Linked DNA regions of Homo sapiens: region 2 is linked to region 1. A link is a loop called in an ENCODE intact Hi-C map of the cell type or tissue named here. Cell type or tissue: dorsolateral prefrontal cortex. All regions are shown on one strand.

Region 1 (8,000 bases):
CTTCCTGTGCTGGGACCTCAGGTGGGAGCAGTCAGTCCAGGTGAGGGGGGCTGGTTGTGGCTGCAGAGAGGAAGTGGATCTTGAGCTGGACTTCTCTTGGTTAGCAGGTTCTTGCTGAGCCTCTCTATGTGCCTGACATGTAAACATGAGCCAGAAAACACATGATTTTTGCCCCTGTGAAGAGTGCGGTCTGGTTGGGGCATTGAATGTGGAAGATTATGCCAGGCAGAGAAGTGAAGGAAGAGCTCTTCCAGGAAGAATTGGGAGGAGCACAGACATAGAAGCATGGGGGTCAGGGACGGACAGGCGGGCTGAGAGGGACTGAGGGGCTGACAGAGAGGAGAGTTGGGGAGGGAGGGGGAAGGGGTAGGGAAGGAGACATGCTCCAACAGCTTTTCCAAGAGCTCCTGGCTGGCTAGACGCACCTAGGGATGCACGTGGCACTAGGAGTGAGTGAGGGTATTACTTCCAAAGTCAAGGAGCTATGAGTTAAGGCAGATGGAAGGAGGCAAGAGCTTTCAGAGTTTGGGATGTCCAGGGAACTGAGTGGTGCTCTGCACTAGAGCTTTTGGCCCAAAAACCTCAAAGGGTTTGAGCCAGACCCTTTGTTTGTTTTGAGTTTTATTTTTCCAGCTACTAAAGTAATAAGTTCAATACATAATACACACACAAACACATGCAGAAAGTAGAAGGACCCAGACATCCTACCTTCTAAAACCAGCCTTTATTACCATCGTTTGTTTTTTGAGATACAATTCATATGCTATAAAATTCACCCTTTTAAAGTGTGCAAATCAGTGGTTTTTAGGATATTCACAGGGTTGTGCAACTATCACTGCTATATAATTTCAGAACATTTTTATCACCCCTGAAAAACTCTCTGTACCCACGAAGTCATCACTCCCCATTCCTCCCTCCCTTCACTCCCTGAAAACTGCTACTAATCTGCTTTCTGTCTCTCTAGATACGCCTATTTTGGGCATTTCATATCAATGAATCATAGAATATGTGGCCTTTGTGTCTGCCTTCTTTTACTTAGCATAATATTGTAGCATCTACCAGGAAATTCCTTCTTATGACAATAGTATTCTGTTGTATGGTGATATCGCATTTTGTTTATCCATTCATTAGTTGATGGACGTTTGGGTTGTTTCCATCTGTTGGCATCTTGATGTAGTTTCTGTCATTCTCTTCTCTGTATTCTTTGACATGATTTCTATCATATAGCTTGCTTTGCATTTCACATTCTTATCTGCATTTTCCCATGTAAATAAAAACTTATGGGTACAACTTGTAATAGTTGCATAATCATATTCCATCTTGGGGCTAAATTATAATTTACCTAACCATTCCCTTGAAGTCAGGCATTTAGCTGTTTCTAATTGAAATCAGGATTTAAAAGGAGCAACAAATGAGAGAAACCTCAGAGGACCTTTCCAGAGGAGATTAAACGCCTCCAAGCCTATCTATGCCAGCAGGCTTCAGAGCCCAGTGTGGGGCAGAAATGATTTATCCCAAATTACTAAGAGGCATGGAACGGACTGGGTGAGATAAAGAAGATTCTTCTCCAGCGTGGCACGGCATATCTACCGAGGGCCTAGACCCACTCTACCCCAGACCCCCAAACATAGAGGGAGGTGTTAGAGAAGGTGGGAGAGATGATGGTGGCCTGTGCTATGGCTTGTCTCCCCACAATTTTTTCATTTAGTTGTGGAATTTTTTTCTTTATACACTTGACAGTCTGGTCTTTGTATACAATTTGAAGAGGTGCAGAACATGAATAAAGAACTTGAAATTAAAATTGCCTGGAATTGATCACTTGGAGGCAACTCCTATGAACAGTTTGGCCTATTTCTTCCCAGTCCCTTCAACACAGTTGAAGACCACATTAGATAGGCAATATTAAGATAATATTAGAGCCCAGGTGTGGTGGCTTACGCCTGTAATCCCAGAACTTTGGGTGGCCAAGGCGGGCAGATCCCCTGAGGTCAGGAGTTTGAGACTAGCCTGGGCAACATGGTGAAACTCCATCTCTACTAAAAATACAAAAATTAGCTGAGCATGGTGGTGCACGCCTGTAATCCCAGCTACTTGGAAGGCTGAGGCACAAGAATCGCTTGAACCCAAGAAGTGGAGGTTGCAGTGAGCCGAGATCACACCACTGCACTCCAGCCTGGGTGACAGAGTGAGACTCTGTCTAATAATAATAATAATAATAATAACATTAAAAAACCTGAGTTCAAAAGTAAAGTATGTTCACTGTAGAAAACAGAGAAAACCCTACACTTAGGGAAAACTAGTGCCACAATTTTGTTGTATAACCTTTCAGTGTGTAATGTCTACATGGAATATAATATGGATAAAATATTTCAGCAAAACTGGGATCAGACTGTTTTCTTTCCCCCACCTTCCATAACATTTTAGCATTTATCCTGCCAGTAGAGGTGTGCATATATATATATATTATATATATAGCATTCAGATCCTTCATGTGAGAAAGACCTTTGCAAAATATTAAGTGAAAAAAAGCAAGTTACAGAGTATGGTTATGTAATTCCATTTTTGCTTTTTTAAAAAGAGGAATATATTTATTTGTACATACTTGTATATGTGAAGAGAATCCCTGAGAAAATGACCAAGAAACTGATCCTGGGGCTTTAGATTTCAGGAATGGAGATGCGTTTTTAAGAGAAGGGGGTTTCGGAGGGGAGATTTTTACAGTTTGTATATACCCCCCTTTTTACTGTTTGACTATTTGTACTATGTCATTATATTGGTTTTGTAATTTTTTTTAAGTTTAATTGGAAAAAATAATTATATGTGATTAAATATTATATATCATTTTTAATGGCAGTATAATAATTACTGTATGGATATACCATGCAGTATTTGACTAACATTAATTCATAGACTTTTTGGAGGGGGTTCAAATTCTTTTTGTAAATTTAAATTCTGTATAACCATGGTTATTTGGTTGGGGTTAATTCCTAGCAGTAAAATTGCAAAAGTTTTTGCACCATTTTGTCAAATGCTTCTTAGCAAGTTTCAACCAAGTTATGCTCCAGCTGGTGAAGTGCCAGATGCCCCACTAACCCTTCCTCATCTAGATGGGGTACGGGAGTTAATATGGATTGGCTGTGTCCCCACTCACATATCGTCTTGAATTGTACTCCCATAATTCCTGTGTCCTGTGGGAGGGACCCAGTGGGAGATAATTGAACCGGGTGGTGGGGGGAAACCCCATACTGCTCTCGTGGTAGTAAGTCTCATGAGTGCCCATGATTTTATAAGGGGTTTCCCCTTTTGCTTGGCTCTCATTTCTCTCTTGCCTGCTGCCATGTAAGACGTGCCTTTCACCTTCCTCCATGATTTGAGGCCTACCCAGCCACGTGGAACTGTGAGTCCATTAAACCTGTCTTTCCTTATAAATTATGCAGTCTTGGGTATGTCCTTATCAGCAGTGTGAAAATGGACTAGTACAGGGACCTTCTGGTATTCTGTTCTGTTTGGCTATTCATGAATGCCCACCATGTTTTTGTTACCACAAATATGGGAGGCACACTAATGGACCCTCCAAAATGTCTACATCCGAATCCTCAGAACCTGTGACTATGTTAGGTTATATGGCAGAGGGAATAAAAGCTCCTATTCAGCTGGCCTTGAGGTAGGGAGATGATCCTGGATTATCCTGGTGGGTCGCGTGTCATCACAAGGGTTGTTGAAGTAGAGGTGGGAATCAGAAGGAGGGAACCAGAGAGGTGGCTGTATAAGAAGGCCTTGTTGGTGCGAGGTTGCTGGCTTTGAAGATGGAGGAAGGGGCTACCAAAGTAGGAAAGTAGGAGGCCTCTGGTAGCTTGGAAAGGGCAAGGAATTGGATTGTCCCCCGGACTCTCCAGAAAGGAACTCTGTCCTGCTGACATCTTGATTTTAGCCCAGTGAGACCTATGTTAGATTTCTGACCCCAGAACTGTAAGATAATAAATTCGTGTTGTTTTAAACCACTGAGTTTGTGGTGATTGGTCCAGCAGTGTAGAATACTCATATGATGTGTACAATATTGCCAACACCTATTATAGCTCTTCCCCTTGGGAGGCACTTGGCTCTTGTCTAATATTCTTCCATTGTTTGGTGCTGGCCGCAACAGTACTGCTTTCTTCTTGGTAGGAGTTGGAGGATTCCCATGTATTTGGAAGAGCAGGTCAATTTCTTTCTTTATGGCTATGAAGCACAGAAGTGGAAACACACTCTAGATTCTGATGTCTGATACTCCTCACAAAGGACTGGACCTAGAAGTTTTTTTTTGTTTTGTTTTGTTTAAATCTTTTTATTTTGAAATAATTTCAAGAATACTGCAAAGAACTCCCATATACCCTTGTATTTGTGCGTTTTGCGTTGCTCTAAAGGAATATCCGAGCCTGGGTAATTTATAAAGAAGAGAGTTTTGTCTGGCTCACTGTTCTGCAGGCCGTGCCAGCAACTGCTTTAGGTGAGGACCTCAGGAAGCTTCCACTTATGGCAGAAGGCAAAGGAGAGCAGGCTTGTCACATGGTAAGAGAGGGAGCAAGAGAGAGAGCAGGGAGGTCCCAGACTCTTTTTGACAACTAGATCTCCTGGTAACTCATTACCGTGAGGAGGGCACCAAGCCGTTTATGAGGGATCCACCCCCATGACCCAGACACCTCCCACTAGGCCCACCTGCAACACTGGGGATCACATGAGATTTGTAGGGGACGAATATCCAAACCATATCAGCCCTTCACCCAGATTCACTAGTTTTTCATGTTTCGCCACATTTGCTTTATCTATTTTTCTCTTCTCCCGTCTAAAGCATTGGAGTTGTCTATCTCATGCCTCTTTATTCCTAAATACTTCAGTATTTTTTTTCTCTAAGAACAAGGACATTCACTTAACATAATCACAGAACAATGGTCACAATCAGGACATTTAGCATCAGTACAATGCTATTATCCAATCTGCATAGCCCCAGCATTTGCCATTTGTCCCAATAATGTCCTCTTGTAGCAATTCTTTCTGCTCCCAGTCCAGGAGCCAACCCAGGATCACGTGTTGCATTTTGTTTTTATGATTGTTTAGTTTCATTTAATTTGGAACAGTTCCTCAGCCTTTATCTTCCTATGACATTGATATTTTTGAAACATTCTGGCTCATTATTTTGTAGAATGTTTCTCTATTTGGGATATCTGATGGTTGCTATGATTGGATTAGTTTATGCATTTTGGCAGGATCATGCTAGCTTTGATGTCAGGTCCTTGGTGGGTCCCGTGATGTTAGTTTGTCCCGTTATTAGTGAGGGTAACACTGATCACTTGGGTAAGTAATGTCTGCCAGGTTTCTGTACTGTTTTTCCTTTTATAATAACGTATTTGCAGGTGATATTTTGAGACTGTAAATATTCTGTTCTGTGTCAAAATTTACCTACTAGTTTTCCCTGATTCAGTTGTTTTGCAAAATTTTAAAAAACTCACTTGCTATTTTACTGTAGAGAGGAGCTTTATCCTGTGATTTATTTATTTAGTACAAATATGGATTCATGCCTTCTTACTTTGTTATTTATGATTGGCATTATTTACTTTGATACTCAGAGTGTCCCAGATTTGGATATGGCAGAGCCTTCAGCCTGGCTTCTGTGTCCATTTGACATGCATCTGTCATTTTTAGAGAATTTCCTTACTTTCTGACTCAAGAAGATGGTTCAGGCTCATCTTGTACTTTTCCTGCCCAGCCTTGGAACCAGCCATTCTCCACTAGGCCATGATATTTCTCAATGGGGAATGGCATTTAGATATCAAGATCTGGGGGCTAGATGGGCTTATTGCTACTGAGGTGTCATTACTAACAGGGCTTTTAGTGGACAAAGCTAGGAAATATACATGCCTGCATTTGTACATACAGTCACCCCTTAAACAATGCAGGGCTTAGAGGTGCCAACCTTCCCACACAGTTGAAATTCACATATAACTTTTGATTCTCCAAAAACTTAACTATTGATAGCCTACTATTGACCTGAAGCCTTACCAATAGCCAATTAACACATATATTGTATGTTATATATCTATATACCATATTCTTACAATAAAGCTAGAAAAAGAAAATGTTATGAAGACAATCATAAGGAAGAGAAAATACATTTATAGTGCCTTACTGAATTTATTGATTCCGTAAGTTTACATCATCTGTTTACCAGATGAATCGTCTGTCTGAAATGGTGCCCGAGTGTAGCTGCAGACCTCAATCTGTGGCACATATTAAGCCATGCAACTTTTTCTTATAATGTCATGACTTTCTCTGCTTCTTGGGAGAACTTCCAGCATCACTAGTGGCACTTCATAGGGATCCTATGGTGTTATTCAAGCTTTATGGTAGTGCACAAAATATGTTGAAAAATATATGAGAGCCACGAGAGACCACTTTTTACTATGATATGCAATTTACTGTAGAGACAGACTGCTCATGCAGAGATGATGAGCGGCACACGGCGTTTTAAGCTGATACTTTCAAAACTTGAGCACACTGAACTAGCAACAGAAAGTGGCTTTGAAATTATTACAGTACTACCATGTGTACTTCTGTAAATTTTATGCAGTTATGATTTAATACTGCATTTTAATGTTTGTTTATATTTCTCTTGACTGTGAATGGTGCCATGTATTATCTGCAAGGGTTTGTGTATGTAAGTTTTGATAAATCTTAATTTTTTAGGTCGGGCAGGATGGTTTACACCTGTAATCTCAGCACTTTTTGGGAGGCCGAAGTGGGCGGATCACCTGAGGTCAGGAGTTTGAGACCAGCCTAGCTAACATGGTGAAACCCCATCTCCACTAAAAATACAAAAAAATTAGCTGGGTGTGGTGGTGCACACCTGTAGTCCCAGCTACTCGAGACGCTAAGGCAGAAGAATCACTTGAAACCAGGAGGCAGAGGTTGCAGCAAGCCAAGATTGCATCGCTGCACTGAGCCTGGGCAACACTGTGAGACTCCATCTCAAAAAAAAAATTTCTTCTTAACTTTTAAAAATAATAGATTTGTGGCTGGGTGCAGTGGCTCACGGCTGTAATCCCAGCACTTTGGGAGACCAAGGTGGGCGGATCACTTGAGGTCAGGAATTCAAGACCAGCCTGGCCAACATGGTAAAACCCTGTCTCTACTAAAAATACAAAAATTAGCTAGGCATGTTGGCGCATGCCTGTAATCCCAGCTGGCTGGGAGGCTGAGGCAGGAGAATCGCTTGAACCCGGGAGACGGAGGTTGCAATGAGCTGAGATCACACCACTGCACTGGAGCCTGGGCGACAGAGAGACTCCGTCTCAATAAATAAATAAATATAATAGATTTGTGTATGTTTTATGATAGTAAATTATAAAGTAGACTATCTACACATATTTTATGCATTCATGACATACCTTTTTCTTAATTTTCTCAATATTTCTAGGCTACATGGCTCATCTGTTTTTCCAAATTGTCACAAATCTCCAAAAAAATTCCAGTATATTTAAGAATCTGCATATAAGTGTACCTACACAGTTTAAACCCATATTGTTCAAGGGTCAACTGTATACATATAATACACACTCATATTCATACATGTGTGTACACACATATATCTATGTGTGTGTACATACAGATATACATGAAATATAAATATTTCAATATTTGTCTAAAACGTAAGTTCACTCATACTGATACCTCCTCTTCTAGGCCAACATTACATGGTTCTTCCTAGCTTCTCCCATTTCTTCAACAGTGAGAAATCAAGAACCTACCTTAAGTGTTTACCCATTTGCCCAATTTTACAAGACACAAAAGTAGTTTCAGAATTGCCATGTGAAGTAGAGCTTCTGATTTGTTTGCAGTTTATTTTGTCCTTAAACTGAGGGTTTATGGTCAAAGCAGTCTGTTACTTGGGTTAGTTATTTTGTTTCCCACTTCAGCTGAATTATGTTATTCATATGAACAAGGTTCATTTGTTTTTGCTGGCATTG
Region 2 (8,000 bases), 56 kb before region 1:
CCCTCTATCAATCTTTTCCCTTTGTTTAGCATTCCATATATTTATAAAGAAGTAGTCCATTAGCCTTGGCCTTAAATGGTCTGGAGTTCCCAGATGATAAATTTATGCACTAAAGATACTTGAGGCAAATGATCATTTGTAAATGTGGATTCAGTTTTAGTGGCAATTTAAAAAGACTTGGGTAACTTAACGGTCACAAGGTGATAAGGTGATATGCTTTGGAAAGGCTGTCAGTTACCTTGGGCATTCAAAACGCAGACTGTCCCTTCAATTTGCACCCCAGACTCAGCTGTGCCATAAAGGTCAAGCTGCTTGGCTGTGAGTTTCAGTTTACCAGCAGTGCTCCCCGCCTGCCACCCCCGCCTTCCCCCACCACCATTTCATTGAGCCCGCTCCAGATCTTCTCTCTGAATCTCCCTCAGTAACACCATGGTGCTGTTAAACTGTGACTCAGAGCAGCACCAGCCTTTAGCTTGTTTGTTTACTCTTGCTGCTTCCAGAGTAAAACCTAAACTCTCCATGTCATAGTTTTTGAAGCCTGAGAATAAACCCTTGCTGGCAAGGGAGAGGTTGATAGGAGCAGAGCTGTCCTTTAAGTGTGGCAGCCTGTGGTGCAGGAGCCTGTGTGAGCTGAGCAGCTCTGTCTCTTGACTGTCATTTTCCCAACAGAGGTGGCTACATTGGCAAAATGAGCTCTTGCCCCAGGGTCACCCCACTTCTAGCCATGGCGGGACACATAACCTGCCTGACATGGACCCTTTGGACCCTTCAGAAGCAACAGGCAAAATGATGGCTGCTTTGTGTTACATTAACCCCAGGAGGAAAAGAGGACAGACTTTTCTTTGGTGGGTGGAATTTTAAAATGGAGGAGGCGGAACTTCTTCCCTGAGGCCATGGCACTCCTCGTGTAGTTTCAGGGACAGTTTAAAAGAACACCTGGAGAACTGTTGACACATTTCCACAAAATTAAGAGCGAAAAGCCCCTTAACTGAAAGCTGAAAGAGGCCCCAGCTTTTCTACTAGGCACAGACTGCCCTTAACCAGGATTTCTCCACGGGGAGCCGTTCTTTGTAAACTGCAGTGCTGCGAGTCACCATGTCGGGGATTTTATGGTAAAAGTACATTACTGTTAACTGGACTTCAGACTTCATTCAAATTTCACCAGTTTTTCTGCCTATGTCCTTATTTTATTCTAGGATACCACATTGCATTTAGTAGAAGATGTGTTTTCAGTCTTAACAATATTTTTTTTCCTGCGATGGAAGGTGGGGTGAGGGGGAGGAGATCCTCTGAGCTTCCCAAACGGAGAGATTCAGTGTGTGTGTGTGTGTGTGTGTGTGTGTGTGTGTGTAATAAAAATTAAATTAAATTAAATTTTAGGAATCAAGTTACCTAATAATTTATGAATAAAGGAAAGTTGCAGCTTTTTAAAGAGTGGGTCGAGCAAAGTTTTTTCCACTTCTCTTTCTGATAAATCAAGCATCCATTGTTACCTGAAGCAGTTCAGTGAGGATTTGATCCTATATCCATTGGGGCTTCCACCCCTCTCTTGAAACCCATTTGCAAAATCAGCAGTGACAGGTCCAGATAAGGTAAGCCATGGACTATTTGCAATTATGTTGAAATGTTTGATTTTTGAAAAAATATCTTGAACAGGAGCCAAACTAATAATAATAAAAAAGTAGACCTTTCAAAGGTTTTTAGCCAAATGTGCTTGATAAATTGGCCAGAGAGTCCACAGACCAGGGATGCTGCCTTAGGCCCTGCTGCATACTTCCTGTGTGACCTTGGGCAAGTCACTGACCCTCTCTGGGTTCCAGGGTGGATGGGCCAGGAGCTGTCCAAGATCCCTTCCAGCTTGGACAGTCTGTGATTTGCTTGGTATGTGCTACACAGGAGGCATTTAGAATGTCTAATCTGATGTCTTCTTGTTCTTTTGAAATTGCTTTCATTTAAGGCAGAATAAGGAAAGTTGGCTAAGGATTGGGAGATGAGGATCTTGGCACTCTTGTGTAGCATCCTACTATATCAGGAAATTGATGGGTTATACACTGTACTGACGAGAGCTTGACTGCTGTCTCTTGACCCACAAACACCAACCCTGGTGCTGTTTCGGAGCAAATGAGGAAACAATAGGATTCTGGCACAAACAGCACCGCCCTGGGAGCATTCAAAATCAAATTCACTTGCTCACTTGCCTTCTGAATCTCCTGGTTATGCGGTAGCAGAACACAGGGTAGCGGGGCACTGCTGGGATATGTGCATATATGTGTGTGTTTCATCTCAATAAAAATTAAACGGCTTCCTTATGGCCTCAGCACCCCCATGGGTGGATTCAAGGAGCATATTAGAATTGAAATATTCCAGAAGTTAAAAACTGTTGCCGGTAATTTCATTTAATTAGAGTGATTGCACCCTCCCTCCCTTTGCATAATAACCTGGAAAGAATCTGTCCATGTTAATATAAGACATTATATTTAGTCCAGCACGTTCTAAATGACACAATTGTCCTTTTCCCATTGTGCATGGTTAGCTGAAGCCATTGCAAATTATTACCTCTTCCAACTTTATGTCTGAAATGTAGCTTCTGCCCCGGTCTTGTTCCTGTGTCCAGTTTGGAAACCGTGGCACCATGGCATGCACAGACCTTCCTCTGGCCCTGTTTTCACTCTTGGGTCCTGTGAGTCCTGCCAGCAATGACATGTAGAAAAGCTCACTTATTAATAAGCCCATTATTGAGTAGATTTGTGGCTGCTGCATATCCATTTCTTTAATTTAGTCTTGTATATTTAGTAGGCTCAAGCTGACGCTCAAGGTTTTAGAAAATTTAATGCCTAGGTAGGACAAAATCCTCTTTCATCTGGTTATTTACTCTTTAAATCAAAGAAGCATTTTGTAGGATGGAAGAGAATGCCCTTAAAAAAATCGGTATTTTTATAGAAAATTATTGCCTCCTGACTTGAAGCTGGACATGAAAGAGATATAGAACCACACCAGCGCTAGTGTCTTGTTTTCCTGTCATTCTCCTCTGCTGACAAACCCAGCTTTGTTTATTACTTGCCATCAATTCATCAGTTGGTTGGAGCTGCAAAGATAAGTGTGATTCTTTAACCCCCCGACCAATTGGATTGTCCGTGTGTTGCTGCTTTCCAACTCTGCCTGCCGGCAGCCGCACCAGCGGTACACAGCCTGCCTGCACCTGTCAGTGCCTGCAGCCCCTCGCTCATGTGCCTGACTGCTCAAGCTTGAATCACATGTACAGTCTCCTCAGAGTCATAATCCCCCCTCCATCCTGCAAAGGGCTTTGCACCGAAGCAGGCGTCCATAGGGGATTAGGCTCCAACTGGTGATTTCTTGCAAGGTTCTTTTATGACCTGGAAGGGAAGCCTTTGGTTTACCCTTCTCAGGGACCCCAGACTAATCCTCAGCCAGGACCAGCGAATCTGATTGGAAAGAATGACATTAAATGGCTGGAGGTATCTGGAGGTTGAAATACAAATCTTTCAAAACTGACTTCTTTTTTAAATTCCTGAGGAAGAATCTGATATTAACTCTGAACTCACGCAGACTTCTAATCATGCCCCAGGGTAGGGGTGATTTTTAAGATTTTGTGCTGCTGACATTGGCCTTTTACTGTTAAAGCCTGGCAAGCGGAAAGGGTGCAGAGAATAGGAATCACTTTCTCTCCATTCTTTTTCCGTGCATTCCTGATGTCAGCTGCAGGAAGCAGCATCATGGGGCAAGTGCACTTGTGGTTATTTATTTTTTCAATAGACTATTTATTAAAGCAGTTTTCGGTTCACAGCAAAATTGAACAGAAGATACAGAGATTTCCCATATAGTGGACACATGCTAGCCGCCCCCATTATCAACAATTGATGAACCTACATTGACACATCATTGTCACCTGGAGTATGTAATTTACATTGCACTTGCACTTTACTTTATTGGAAGCCTGTTGGGAACAGGGGAGACTGACATTAACGATTACCTACTATGTGCTGGGTGCTTTGTCCCTCCTGTTCCCTTTAACCTTCCCCAGGGGAGGCAGGCAGGCGAGGAGGGTCATGCTCAAGGAGATGGAACTGGGGAGCTTAAGGTCCCCATTGGGATTAGGAACCAAGTGGCCTCCTTGCTTGGACCCCAGCCCAAGGATTTTGTAGTCAGCCTCCTGGAAGACAATGCCAGCCAGTCCGCTTACTAGAAAGTGTGGCAGATGTCACATTTTGTACTTGACATTTGAGGGCCTTTTAAGAACCACCCAGAGACTTCACCTTACTAAGGTTGGGGGGCGGTCTGAGACCTACATATCAAGGGAGAGTGGTGTATTTCAGCCTGTTCCATCGTCGAGTAGAGACATGCATCCATACATTCTCTGAGCAGTGCTTACCACACACAGGCCTGTGGCTGATACTTGGACATCAGAGATGAATAGGACATGACCTCTGTCCTTGGGGGATAGAGACCCATCCGTGGCCACAGGTCACCCAGCATTTACAGTGCTGTGACATTCTCATGCCTCTGCATCCCTGCCACCCTCTCTGAAGTAGTACCCCTACCTGCCCACTCCTCTATCCTTTTGCCTGGCTTTAGTGTCCTGCAGCCCATTTGTCACTGCTAAAAGGAAATTTCTGTATGTCTTTTTATGGTCTGCCTCCCCCATTACAAGTTTGCTCCAGGATAACCAAGATTTGATCTGCCTTGCTTATTCACGCATCCCCAGCTCCCGGCACACAGTAGGTGCTTTAATATATAAATAAATATTTGCCGAATGAATGGAATGATCTTGCTCCTAATCCAGCGCTAGTGAATTCAGAATTCCCCAGCTCCTGAGAGTGAGATCTGATGGAAGTCTGTGTATGGCAGCGTTGTGGGTGCTAGACAAAAACACTGAAAAAAGCCACTGGCTCTAGTGTGTGCTTTACCACCAAGCTGGCTTTGTGGCCGTGGGCAGTTCACGTGACATCTCTGAACCTCAGTCTTTGGAGCTGTGAAATGGGCATAACTACCTCCCACCTGCCTCCTTCCCAGGTGGCTGTGGGGAGCAAATGACTACTAGGTGTGGCAACATTTGGAACCCTCTGCTATTTGAGTGTAAAGCCTTTAAAAAAAATGTGGTCTGTGCCTGGATACTCAATGGCTTTTCTCCTCCCCTGAAGCCCAGAGCCACTCTACAAGACCCTTTCAGCTAGTTCATTTGTCACTTTGCTCTTAATTTTCAAACCACATCCCCAGAAGTGGGTTATTTCAGCAGCCTGATTGTGTCTTTGATTCCAAAATAGAATTATTTATGCATTCTGAAGCAATCAATGAACCAATTTTGGGTGAGATATATCTTCTGGCTTTTGGGCTTCTTTCTTTTTTTTTTCCTTTTCTTTTTTTTTTTAAAAACAAAAAACAAAAACTGTCCAGGTTTCTAGAAACCCAGCATTTTGGGTGAAGGCCAAGTTTCCAGTAACCACACATATGCTTAAAAGCTGCTTTATTCTCTGAGCATGCATAAATGGATTTATTTTTTCTTCCTTTACAGTCCCAGCACCTTTGGCTCCTTCCCCGTTTGAGAATTTGTGTTCCTTTTGCTAAATTGGCTGTGGCTTTGCTTCAGTTAGCAGCCAGTTTCGTCATGATTTTTTTTCTCTCCACCTGAGTTTCCTAATATCAGCATCCTCTCAACTCTGTATGCAAAGCAAATATATCAGCCTTCCATAAACAGGTCCCCAAATGTCCTCTTTCCTGGATTCTAAAGCTGTAGGCTGCAGGGAAGAACAGAGTAAAATGATGTAAAAAAGGATATTCCCAAATACCTGTGTGTTAGAGCCTTAGAAGTGGTAATTTACAATGTTAGCTTGCTTAGGAATTAACAAACTCCCCAGCCAGGCCTTAACCATGCTAAAGTTTGGGAAACACTGTCTTCCTTTAGGATTCCTCCATCCCCAACACTGTTTATCCCCATAAAGGCTTGACCAGAGAGGTGAACCTTTCCTGTCCCCATCCTTAACTATCTTGCAGCAAGATTCCACTTGTGTAAGGTCAACTGACGTACTGGAAAATCTGAGGAAGGGTGGTATGTACCCAAGAGGTTAGAGATGGGTTTTGGAGATGGACCTGGGTTCATCTGACAGTGTAACTTGGCTGTGACCTTGGGCAGGTCCCTTTGCCTTTCTGTTACTCAGATATCCTACCACCAAACCTGGCCCATAGTCCTCACAAACATGTCATTGTTGCTGTTGAACATCAGAAATCTGGAAAATATGGCAGTGGAGGTCCTGCTGCAAGCATTGTAATGAAAAATGGTATGGACTGCCTTCGCTTGTCTTTGAAAGTCTTCTGTTATGCCTGCTTAGTTTTTTTGTTTGTTTGTTTGGTTGGTTGGTTGGATTTTTTTAGGTGGCATTGGAAGAAAATACTGGACTCAGGGCCCATGTGATCCACTGTAGCTGTTTGAATTGCAGAGTCATTTACTGAATGTAGTCAATATCCCCACATAGACAGAGTTTCTTTAAAAACGTAATTGCTCCTATCTGGCTTTTGGCATCGGCATTTTTGCTTTATAGCAGTAATAAAGCCTGGTGGTTGAATAGAATTCTGTGTCCCCCCACCGTCCCTTCTGATGATCTGTGAGGCCTTATAGCAATGTGGGTGGCATACCAGACAGTTGCATGACCCAGAGTGTGACAGCATTGTCCCCTGGATCAGCTGCATCCATAACTTCGTTTCCCAGCAACCTTCCCTGATGGCCTCCCCAGGGACCCTGATGAGGAGGGAGAGGAGGTGGCTGTTTTTAGAGCCCATTAAAGCAATTAATGCAGGTGAAATTGGTGATTTGTTAACATGGGCTTCTGCACTTAAAAAAAAAACCCTGTAATTTATTTGAGCTACATCTGAAAAGGTGTACAAAGTCTCATTAAGAGGTTTCTGATTAAGAAAAGAAACGTGGTCCAGCTTTCAGAAATTAACCTCCCATGTGGATAGGAAAACTTTGAAAGTCAGGGGAGGGATTTTCCTTCTGCCATGTCCATCCTCCTGTCCCTGGACGGAGGGGTGGCATCCTTTGTAGTGTTTGGACCCAGTGTACCCTTTTCCTTTTCTTCATCTCTTTCCTTCTGCCTCCCTCTTCTTTCTCTTTAGAGAATCATACATTTCTCCCAAATTTTCCCTGACTCTCTTGAGCCCCTCTCCTCCTGCAAGTCCTTCCAATCCTGAGATTTTTAAGTCTGCTTCTCAGGTCCATATACATGTACAGCTCTCCCTCAAATTCCTCTTTCCCCAAATGTCTGCATCTCCACCCATCTTCTAGCCTTGTTGTCTCTGCACAGGATCTGTGCCTCCTTTTAGTGTATTTATCTATTTTTTAATTGCCTTCTCGTTGTGCTTTCTCTCGCTCTTAAATTGTGGATATTTCCCCTGCTCTTGTTCCCCACTTTCTCCCACTTGAGTATTGCACCAGCCCCAGGGAGGCTGGACTCTCCAGGCTTTACTTCTTTCCAGCACTTCTCAGACCACACCTCCCTCTTCCCCGTCACCACCATTGCCACCAGCACTGCCGAACTGTAGCATCCTCCTGGCCAGCCTGTCTGTCTCCTGTCTTGCTCGTCTGCCCACCGGTCTGATGTCCATCCTGTTGACCGGGTACACTCTCTAAATACATATCTCATCAAGCTGTGCCCTGTCTACAACCCTGCTCTTGAGCTGGGAGCCTGCAGGGCAGACGCCAAGCTCCTCAACCTGGTGTTTGGGCTGCCCATGCTCTGATCTTTACCAGCAGTCCTGTTCCCCAAGTTGTGTCCACTCTTGGCCAAGCAAGCAACATACCCTCCTCTGAAGCAAGGCTTTCACTCTCTCCACCTGTTGACACCACTTATCCTGTTAGGTGCAACCTCAGTACGTCCTCTCCAGAGGACCTGCCTGCTCACCTCTGCCGCTGTCCCCACCCTGAGGAGCCTGCTCTTCCCTCCTGAAACCCGCTCCCCCCCCCAGTGTCATGGCCTTTCTCACTTCTG

Evidence for each region. A loop is a pair of places that touch in the nucleus more often than their neighbours do. Peaks named below come from ENCODE experiments on the same cell type or tissue, not always from the same donor. Only the 100,000 strongest peaks of a DNase experiment are listed, where the experiment ranks them.
Region 2: a loop joins it to region 1, with 11 times the contacts of the local background. A loop is called at or near these places in 24 of 110 quality-filtered maps.

What each region holds. Positions count from the first base shown.
Region 1 is chr9:114,439,260-114,447,259 of GRCh38, reverse strand. All of the region lies in intron 3 of WHRN (whirlin), which reads left to right. Among named protein-coding and RNA genes, the nearest start is that of AKNA, 55 kb to the right of the region's middle. In dorsolateral prefrontal cortex, no CTCF peak of the experiment used is centred here; no DNase peak of the experiment used is centred here; H3K4me3 peaks cover 1,553 bases; H3K27ac peaks cover 7,696 bases.
Region 2 is chr9:114,494,903-114,502,902 of GRCh38, reverse strand. The region is part of intron 1 of WHRN (whirlin); the gene reads left to right. Among named protein-coding and RNA genes, the nearest start is that of WHRN, 6.6 kb to the left of the region's middle. In dorsolateral prefrontal cortex, no CTCF peak of the experiment used is centred here; DNase peaks (open chromatin) are centred at 355, 700, 1,053, 3,182 and 1 weaker place; H3K4me3 peaks cover 4,090 bases; H3K27ac peaks cover 6,987 bases.